3 separate regions of the Homo sapiens genome follow, and regions 2 and 3 are each linked to region 1. Evidence: chromatin contacts called from ENCODE Hi-C data. All regions are on one chromosome and are shown on one strand. The core of a region is the stretch at or near the end of the contact, and the rest is flanking DNA. Distances in the headings are between cores, read along the strand shown.

Evidence for each region. A loop is a pair of places that touch in the nucleus more often than their neighbours do. Pooled maps may share reads with other maps.
Region 2: a map with no recorded cell type shows a loop between it and region 1 (9-fold over the local background). The contact joins the promoter of FAM111B here to the promoter of MRPL16 in region 1. A Hi-C loop is called at or near these places in 3 of 37 single-sample maps with no recorded cell type and 8 of 50 pooled maps.
Region 3: a loop to region 1 is called in a map of OCI-LY7, with 3 times the contacts of the local background. The contact joins the enhancer-like site here to the promoter of MRPL16 in region 1. A Hi-C loop is called at or near these places in 1 of 168 maps with a recorded cell type or tissue (OCI-LY7), 2 of 37 single-sample maps with no recorded cell type and 10 of 50 pooled maps.

What each region holds. Positions count from the first base shown.
Region 1 is chr11:59,809,107-59,812,489 of GRCh38, forward strand. It overlaps MRPL16 (mitochondrial ribosomal protein L16), which reads right to left and starts at 1,672. Exons shown (of 4, transcript NM_017840.4): 1 at 1,498-1,672; 2 at 749-814. The coding sequence starts at 1,552. RefSeq lists an enhancer at 1,666-1,885.
Region 2 is chr11:59,105,471-59,108,853 of GRCh38, forward strand. It overlaps FAM111B (FAM111 trypsin like peptidase B), which reads left to right and starts at 1,767. Exons shown (of 4, transcript NM_198947.4): 1 at 1,767-1,826; 2 at 3,198-3,242. It overlaps LOC105369315 (a long non-coding RNA gene), which reads right to left and starts at 1,255. Exons shown (of 3, transcript XR_007062680.1): 1 at 1-1,255. RefSeq lists enhancers at 1,656-1,745, 2,886-2,935.
Region 3 is chr11:59,271,682-59,275,064 of GRCh38, forward strand. No RefSeq gene overlaps it. Among named protein-coding and RNA genes, the nearest start is that of MPEG1, 60 kb to the left of the region's middle. RefSeq lists an enhancer at 1,469-1,518. Within about 2 kb of position 1,775, at least 6 of the 41 ENCODE cell types and tissues checked have a DNase peak (open chromatin) inside an H3K27ac peak, as active enhancers do; they include OCI-LY7, where a contact is called at or near this core.

The sequences.
Region 1 (3,383 bases), core at 422-2,921:
GTTTAACAATTCTGTACAGAAGACCCTCAGATGTACAGACCCTATTCATTTTTTTTGAGGGTTCCAGTATATTTCTTTTTTAAAAAGTAAACTAGTTTTACGATATTGTGGCTTAAATTTAACAAATTAAAGCTTTTTCACATATCGTTAGATGACTGCATATATGTAAACTTATTTGGAAAGAACATCAAAAGTTCAGGTTTTTTTTTTCTTTTGAGACAGAGTCTCACTCTGTTGCCCAGGCTGGAGTGCAGTGGCCTCCTGAGTAGCTGGGATTACAGGTGTAAACTACCACGCCCAGCTAATTTTTTGTATTTTTAGTAGAGATGGGGTTTCACCAGGTTGGCAGGCTGGTCTCCAACTCCTGGCCTCAAGTGATCCACCCGCCTCCGCCTCCTAAAGTGCTGTGATTACAGGCGTGAGCCACCATGCCCGCTCAAAAATCCAGATTTCAGGCCAATGACTACTGGCTGAGTGGACCATGGGACACACACCAGTGGGAGGTTTTAGGGGAGCTATCTCATTAGACGCTGCTCCGTAAGAGCAAGGAACTTTTTTGGTTTCCTTTGTCTTTGATTTATTTCTAGTGCTCAGAATATTAGTTGGCAAAACTGTAAGCTCTAAAAACATATTTATTGAAAGAGTGAACGGGGATGGGAAACACGAGAACATTCCTATGTCATCTCCCACCCGCTCCTGGTTTCCATCAGAGAAAAGATTTACGAACAGGAGAAAGACAAGCTCTCACCTTCAAAACTTGGTACTGGGAGCAGTGTCTTTACGCCAGCACTGGCGGGGAGGAGTGCCCAGGAATCTACAAAGACAAATCAAGTTAAACGACGAAGGTAACAGGCCGGGACCCCGATACAACCTGGGCCAAAGGTACTACTTCTTATTTTTATTTATTTTATTTTTTTGAGACGGAGTCTTACTCTGTCGCCCAGGATCCAGTGCAGTGGCGCGATCTCGGCTCACTGCAACCTCCGCCTCCCGGGTTCAAGAGATTCTCCTGCCTCAGCCTCCGGACTAGCTGGGATTACAGTCGCCCACCACCACGCCCAGCTAATTTTTTTTGTATTTTCAGTAGAGACAGGGTTTCACCATGTTGGCCAGGCTGGTTTCAAACTACTGACCTCAAGTGATTCGCCCGCCTCGGCCTCCCAAAGTGCTGCTATTAAAGGCGTGAGCCACCGCGCCCGCCCAAAAGTACTTCCGCCGGAGGAGTCTTGAGGTGTGGGATGCGGATTCCACTAAATGGACTCAAAGGCTCAGGCTCCGCAAAAGGCCAGCCGGGATCTCTGGGCGCCGACTCCCAGACGCAGCTGTGACCCTCTTGCACGAACCCCTACGGTGGAGGTCGGCGGTGCGATAGCGTAGTTCCTAACCAGTGCTTCACCAAGCATATGCAGAGCCGCCTTTTGGGTTAGGGAGAAAAAGCACTGGAGGGTGGGGGAGGAAGAGGGGTAAAGTCTTTAGGAACCAAAAGGGACTTCTGACCTGACAAGGGCACCCGCAGGAGCGGCGCACTAGCGCGAGCCAGCAGCCTCCACATGGTCACGGGCGTCCGGCGGCGCGGAGCTCCCCCAGCGACTCCGGCTGTCTCCTGCACCCAGGTAAGCAGCGGCGCTCCACTACCTAGCTGTAATCGGCTCAGGACACCGCTCAGTGGGGCCGGAAGTTGTGTTCACTCGGGTCCACTCCGCAGAGTCCCGACGGAAGCGAAAGAAACTCGAGCGACGGGGGTTGAGTTCCGGGGGAGGTTGAGTTCCTGCGGTCAAAGGCGCCGTCCGCCCAGCCACGCCCAGGGGCCCTGTTGGCTCTCTAGGGTTCTCCTTCCAATCTCCAGTCTTTCCCCAGAAGAAGAGGGCGGCGGGGCGGGGAGTCTTTTGTTTTATTTATTTATTTTTCTGCGGAGTACAACTGTTAGTGCCTGCCGGTTGCTTAGCAAGGTGGTCCCTTACGATTCACAGCCTTTGAGATGATTTTCTAGGGGACCCCTCAAAGACATTAGGAGAATACCAGATTTAGCAATGGTTTAACATGTATAGGGCAATTGCAATGTGTCATTGAGTACCTCATTCGTTAGTCCTGCCAACGAATCTGTGAGATAAGTCATTATACTTATTTTGCAGATTCCATCCTGAGGGTGAAATAATTTAACTTGTTCTGGGTCATACAACAGGAAAACAGTACCATCAGAATTTGAGCACAGTCTGTGATTCCAGAGATCTCAGTGAATGAACAATATTGTTGATGAAAAGAGTGAAATTCTGTAAGATATTGGAAGAGATTTATTCTGAGCCAAATATGAGCAACCATGGCCTGTGACACAGCCCTCAGGGGGTCCTGAGAACATGTGCCCAAGGTGGTAGAAGTGCAGCTTGGCTTTATACATATTAGAGGGGCATGAGACATCAATCAAATGCATTTAAGAAATACATTGGTTTGGTTCAGAAAGGCGGGACAAGTCAAGGTGGGCTTCTAGGCTATAGGTAAATGTAAACATTTTCTGGTTGACAATTGGTTGAGTTTGTCCAAAGACCTGGGATGGATAGAAAGGAATGTTCAGGTTAAACATAAATGATTGTAGAGACCAAGTTTTATTATGCAGAGGAAGCTCTTAGATAGCAGACTTTAGAGAAAGACTGTTGTAAATTGTTTTTTTATCTGACTTAAAGGGTGCCTGGAGGCCGGGCGCAGTGGTTCACGCCTGTAATCCCAGCACTTTGGGAGGCCAAAGCGGGCAGATTACCTGAGGTCAGGAGTTCAAGACCAGCCTGACCAACATGGTGAAACCCCGTCTCCACTAAAAATACAAAAAATTAGCTGGACGTGGTGGCGGGTGCCTGTAATCCCAGCTACTCGGGAAGCTGAGGCAGGAGAATCACTTGAACCTAGGAGGCGGAGGTTGCAGTGAGCCGAGATCACGCCACTGCACTCCAGACTCCAGACTGGGCAAGACAGAGAAAAAAAAATATGCCTGGCTCTTAGTTGATTGTCTCCTGGATCTGGGAAGGAAGGAAGGAAAACAAAGGGGAAAGAGAATACCTATAGAAATGGATTTTTCCCGCAAGAGACTTTGCAGGGCAATTTCAAGATATGGCAAAGAAATATATTTTGGGGTTAAATATTTTTTTCTTTGTCTCATAATGTTATGCCAGAGTCATGTTGAAAAGTAAGTCACAATATATAGGGTAAAATAAAACCTATATGATGAGAATTTATGGTTTGTAGGGCATGATTCCCTTAGGTAGGAATTTGGGCAAGATAAAAAATCAGAGCTTAGTCCTCAAGTTGAATATTGTGCAATATTGTTTTGAGTGAAAAATGAAGTGGCACTAAAATCACGGTTTGATTGGTCTCTAAGTCTTTTGGTACCCCAA
Region 2 (3,383 bases), core at 517-3,016, 700 kb before region 1:
CATCTCTTCTTGTCCTCCCAGAGTCTTTACCCCGCACAAACGCTGCTAGGGTGATTTTTTAAAATATGTCAGGGTATATTACCCCCCTGCTTCAAATCCTCCATTTAAAATAAATTTCACATTTATAGCAAAATCCAGACTTCTTCATATGGCCCACCAGGGGCTTTATGCTAATGGAATGTGCAGATGCTCCTCCCTGAGGAGCACCTTTTACCAGGGCAAATTCTCTATCTCCAATGATGTCAGGCAATTTCGACAACACCATTCTCTACCATCTCTTGCTTTTCATAGATTTGTTTCCTCCAGATTCTACAAAAAAAGAAGATCAAGTCTCCTTGTGCAATGATTTACTCTCTGATGTATATTGGTGCCAGGCACGTGTACTGCTTTCAGATGATTCAAGAATAACAGCGATTTAAGAAAGCTGTCGTTAAGTTTTCTCTTCTCTTTGTCTGTATGACATTATTTTTACAATTATACTTCCAAAGTTTGCTCTTTCCGAACACCTCAAGACCCGTGTAATTTAAGCAGTGATTTTAGGGGTCTCTGTATATTTTATATTAATTTCAGAAACATGCTCATGATTATTCCACCAAAACTATCAACTGTTACATAAACATCTGTCCTTCTATGAGTTACAAAATAATTGTCTCCATCCCCACTTAACCATCTTCTCTCCTTCTTTGAGCAACTTCTGAAAAATAACACCCAATACTGATGGCATCTCATTCTATTCAGCTTCTCAGACAGTAAGACGTTCTTTTCTTAAACAGTAAGATGTTTTCTCAAGCCCCATGCAAAGCACTTCTTTGATATCAGTTTGGGGAGGTCGTACTCTGGAGCCTTCATCCAAAGGGTAAAGTACAGCACTCAGTAATGCGCGTCCTGGGAACGAGGCCTAAGCAGTGCTGGCCACTGCCTCCTCCAGGCTGGCATTGTCTGTGTTCGCCAGCCCCGCCGCGAAGTTAGCTCATTTGTGATCAGGCCAAGTCCCTTTAGATTTCACGCAGACGCGGGTGCAGCCTGCTCTGGGACTTGAAGTCCGCTGGAGCCTGGGCCTCTGCATTATCCGGGTGGAGCTCTCTCTGCTGCTGCCGCCAAAGGATCCCGCCTGGATGCTCATCCCGCCACCGTCGCCCACCCCGCCGCTGCAGAAAGGCAGCAACTGCCACACACCTAAGCAACTTGGCGGGCTATTCGCCCTGCAGCTGCCGCCAGCGCGCGGCTCCCGCCAGCGCGCTGGCAATCAAAAGTCGGAGAAAGCGCGAAACCTCCAGGCACCTCCCACTCCGCCCAGCTACCGCGCAGCTCCTCCCTAGCCTCCACTGGGAGACAGGGGACGCCCATGAGCGGGAAAGAGCAGGGCGGTGATTGCTTAGTTTATCCTGGGACACGGGAACTGGCCGTGGACTGAGTGGTGCCGGGGAGGGGATCACTGAGACCGGGAAGGGTCATCCAGACAAATAGGGAGGGTGGGCGGGTTGGCGCGCAGTACCCTCGGCCCGGCCTTCAGACCCACCTGCGCGCGCTGCGCGCTCATCCGGTCCTTCCCTTCAATCACTGTCTGGAGTGATGATAATTGGCTTCCACAGTGGATGAGAGATGAGTCATTTACATCCAATGAGAGAAAAACAGCCTCCAGAGACTCTTCGTCCATTGGCCAGCGAGAGTGTCAGTTCCCAGGCTCCTGCCGCGCACGGGCGAGCCCTTCTAGGCGGGAAAAGTTCAGCTGAGAGATATAAAAGAGCAGTCTTTCCAGCACCTGCAAATCCAGAGCGGCGGGCACTGACGGGCACTTGCACCGTGTGGACAGACTCTCCGGTTCTGTGAGTGGTTTTTCTTTTCCCGGGTCGGACCTGGAGTTCTTAGGGGGATGGCTGACAAGGGCAGTAGGCAGAAGGACCTCAGCCCAAAGTCAAGGGGGTTTTGGATGGGGAGCTGGGCAGCCGCCCGTTGTAATTCCCTTCCCCCTGTCTCAGCTTCAAAGGCCAAGAGTTGTACTCCTGAAGAGATACTTAGAGATCATCTGGGTGTTCCTGAATCTCGAGAGGGTCGTTTGACCCTGGTGGGTCCTTTCCCTGCCCGGTGCCGTTCGCGCCCATAGAAGGAGACCAGGTTCGGTTAAGCAGAGCAGAAACTATTCACTGATCAAGGAATGGAGTAGGAGAGCTCCTGCTCAAAGTGCCTGGAGTGTAGTGTGAGGGTGCTTCTTAAGGTCTTTTAGGGCAGGTAGTTGGAAAGCAAGGATTTCTGGAAAGAGACGGGGCTTTCCAGAAACAGCTGAGTGTGGCAGTCTCCTATTTTCTGTTGCCACCCAACACTACATGTGCCTAGCAAGCTGCGTTTCTCCCCGAGGCACAGATTGAGGTATGGTAATCAGCAAGGATTCAGGTTAGGGTAGCGCTTCTAAGTTCGTTTCCCATCTTGTAGCACGGTGGTTACTGACATCCAGTCTCTGTTTCTGTAAGCAAGCACAGCTTCAAGCACAGGTTACCTTCATAGGTTCTGGGGCTTTAGGAAAGCATTGAGGTCATCCTGCGGTGACAGAGGCAGCTGTTCAAAGAACTTGGTGCGCCTTTGAGGCGGGGGTTGTGGAGTGAGGCAGGTAAAAATGCAGATTCCATAGCCACACCCCGACATACTGAATCAGAGTCTGTGAGGGTGGGATCTGGAATCCTTTTTAAAAAGCTTAGAGGAACCAATTCACACGAACAATAAAAGTTTCATCTGAGCCAAAGTCCTTAATCTAGAAATGAGGAAATGGGGATCCCTAAAAGGGTTACAGGGAGAGGGTTGGTGGAAAGTTAGACTATGACAGTTTTAGGGTGGTTCTTTCCTGGCCTTGGAAAGTTTTCTCAGCTGCTGCTCTGATCAGTACACAGCTGAATGCTTTAGGGGAACCCTCTTCATATATCCAGAGTTCCCTCTCTGTGCAGGTCTCCCACCATGTCTTTGGCCTGTGACCTCTTGTCACCTTAGTCTCTCAGCTTTGTCTCCTTAAATCTGGAATTCCTACTGGTTTTGTCTTGCTGCCCTTCCTTGCCACACTGGCCTGGAATTCCTCAAGGTAGTCTGCTAAAGTGGATTATAGGATACATTTCAATTGTCACTGTCCTTAATTGCATAATGTCCAGTTCCTTGCAAACCATTGTTTCATATGTTTTGCTCTTTTTTGTTTTGTTTTGTTTTCATACTAGGGGGAAATCCAGTCCCTGTTACTCCATTTTGGCCAGAAATTCAAGGTAATGACTTTTAATGTTTCTGACTGCTAGTTCTATCTTCTCTCTCACTTCTGGACCTGTCTCTATTCACTGATATTTCTAGTCATTATGGGTCATATTTATCCACTTTTTAAGTGCCTGCTGATTTTTTTATTAGATATC
Region 3 (3,383 bases), core at 525-3,024, 540 kb before region 1:
AGGGAAGGGAATGGAGGTATCAGCTAGTGCATCAGGACCTGGGGTGATCACTCCCCAGAAGGCCATTACCCTGTTCAATCTCCATGAACACCCTGGGGGAGGGAGATAAACCTTCACAGGTAAGGAGAGTGAGGCTCAGAGACTCTGAGTCATTTGTGAGGTCGCTGACCTGATGAGCAGCTGAGGGAAAATTCAAATCTGGGGAGGGTCTTACCCCATAGTCCAGCATCCCTGGAGCCTCTTGCCCATGCCAGGTGTTTGGAGCAATGGGACATCGCAGAAATAGTGTGTGCAACCTCCCAGGGGACAACTTCTACTGTCAGCTGACCAGACCAATCAACTGTAGAGAGCAGCAGCCTGAAGATAGGACACGAGCGTTGAGTTGGACAGATGCTGGCTTGACCTTGGGATGTCATGTGCACACACACAAACACACACATAGACACACCCACTAGATATGAGGATTACAGGAGCTCACAGGATGTGCCTGGTGCCCAGTAGGTGCTTGGTCAATGTTCCTTTCCCCTCCAGCAGCTCCTGTCTACTCTTCCTTGCCAGAACCCCATCCTATCCAGCACCCTACACTGCAAGTTTCTGAGCCACTTAGGTCACAAGTCCCTCTCTTCTCTTCCAGGTGTGACAGGTATGCTTGGGGGACACCCACTTTACACAGTCAAGATGAGTCTCCTCACTTGTTTATTTCTCAGGCACATACATTGGAGAGAGGCTCACAGAGTTGAAGGGACTGGAAGCCCACTTCTATATACAACTCCAGGTGGGCAGCTGCTTTTCTACCACGCCGGATTGAACCTTCCCCCCTGGTTTGTCCTGGCAAATCCCCGCTGGGGCTGAACCACATGTTGGGTTCATGGCCAAGTCCATCCTCAGCTTGGCCAGCTGGGACCAAGATGCTAAAATTTCCTCCCACCCAGAGCAAGGGCACCCACATTGTTCTAATGCAGGACTCCCCGGAACAGTTTCTTAAAAGAAACAGAAAAGTCAAAACTTGTCAGTATATCCATGAACATGATCTTCAGAATAGCAATCATCATTACAGAAAAACCGAGTAATTGTCTCTCAGGTGCCAGTGTGCAGCTGTGAGGCATCCGTGCCAGAAGCCTGAGGAAGAGCCCAGGAGTGTGGCCTGTTCTTGGGAACTGAGGCACTGCGGCTGGCCCCCTGTAAGCTGGTTCCTCCTCGATACACCCCACACCTCGATGAACTGGAGTTCCATGTTCTCAGACCCCCCAGAACAGAAACCAAGAAAACCCATTTCCTCCAGCTGGAAATTCCCAAATAAGTCCCTTCACCCTTTCCTTGTGTTTGGGGTTGTGTGTTCTTAAAGTGGCCCAGTTGGGACCCTTCCCTGCCATTTTCCCTGGGCCCCAGTGCAAGCTGTAAACAGCGGTCACCAGGCCAGCCCTGTGTTTGCTGGCAGCACTGAACTTGGCCCCTTTTCCCACTGAGGGAGGGCAAAGCTGACTACAAGGCAAGACACATCATCCTGAGCTGGGTTTGCGGGAGGCTTTCTGTCTCCTCTTTTTTCAGTGAACCCAGGTGTTGTCAGAGGAAGTAACTTCTTATTGTAGGGTTGGGATTTCATCCAGCACAGGTGTAAGGGCTCAGCTTTATGCATTGGCTTTGGCCTTAAAATGTTCTGTCCCTAGGCCTCATGCAGGTCTTGTCCCCTCTGCCAGCCAAATTTCTGCATGACCTAGGGCCGGTCACTGTACCTTTTGTGAGAGGAGGCAGTTAGGGGCTGGCTAGGCAGGTAGAGATGGAGAGTCTCTGGAGAGAACAACACCCACAGGGAAGTATATTCTTCCCCTGTTACGTAGCTAGCAGGTGGAGATGTGGTTAAGAACTTCCTCTTATACCAGGATGTTTGCTCAGAATGGACTGTCTCAACTTAGGCACAAGCACAATAAATCAACTAAATGTCCTTAACTTGACCCAGCTTATTATAATATCATGAACATGACATCTACGTTGCAGTTTTACCACCACCCCCACCCCCAACTGGGCTTTTCTGTAGTGCCTATGGGTAATAATTACAATGGAGTAACTGTGGACAAGAAGGCACCTGCACAGTAAGAAGTGGAACTAGGAAGGAACTTGGAAGTAGGAGGTTATGTAAGATGCAAATGAGAAAAACATCTCTAGAAAGGAGGGATAAAAACCCTTGGATGAGCTGGTCAGCAGCAACCTACTTTCAGGTCCCCTCTCTTTACTGAGAGCTGTCTTTCTGTCACTTAATAAAACTCGACTCTCCCTTACCCACCCTCCTGTATCCGCATACCTCTTTCTTCGTGGCCACGAGACAAGAACTTGGAACTTACTAAAATACAGAGTAAGGAAACTGCAACATTTCTTAGGGGCTCACCCAGGATAACCCAGACCTCTGTTAACACTGTAAAGTTCACCCAGCCCTCCTAATTGTTATATCAAAAAACCCCACAAAGGACAGTCCTAGTGGACCAGGGAAACAAACCCTAGAACGCCCACAGAAAAGGCGCCAGCCCCTGAAGCCAGTTCTCTGGGTCAATCCTATCGACCCTGTCCAGGTCCCCCCTTAAACTTGCCCCACCATAGACATTTTTGTTCTAGGTGAGTGCCAGCCTCCCTGATGCCCATACAAGAAATGCCTTGTGAATATGGCCCTATTAAGGTACAGGTTCCCTTTTCTCTACAAGACTTAAGACAAATAAAGGGAACTCTTGGTAGATTTTCAGGCAACCCTGGCAGGTATATAAAGGCCTTCCAGGATTTAACCCAAGTATTTGAACTCTCCTGGAAGGACATTATATTTCTCTTAAAGCAAACCCTGACCACTGTGGAGAAACAGCCTCCCTGCAAGTTGCAGAGAAATTTGGAAATGAGCTTTGTACCTCATATAGTGCCAGAGAAGACAAGGCACCTTATTCAATTGGAAAGACGGCGATACCATTGTAGGACCCTAAATGGGACCATGATGATAACATGGGAGAATGGAGGAGGAAACACTTTCAGGTGTGCATATTGGAGGGCTTAGGAAGGACTAGAGCTAAGCCTTTCAATTACTCAAAACTGTGATTGACCAGAGATTAGATGAGAATCCCTCTGGCTTTCTGGAAAGGCTAAGAGAGGACTTGATGAAGCATACCTCTCTATCACCTGATTCAGTAGAGAGACAACTAATCCTATATGATAAAGTTATTATTCAGGCAACACCTGATATCAGGAGGAAGCTACAAAAACAGACCATAGGACCAGGTAGCACTTTAGAAAACCACCTAAATGTGATCACCTTGGTCTTTTACAACAGCGATCAGGAGGAGGCTCAGGAGAAAGAGAGGAGACATAAGAAAACGGCAGAGGCTCTAGTAGCTGCTCTACAGGCCTCC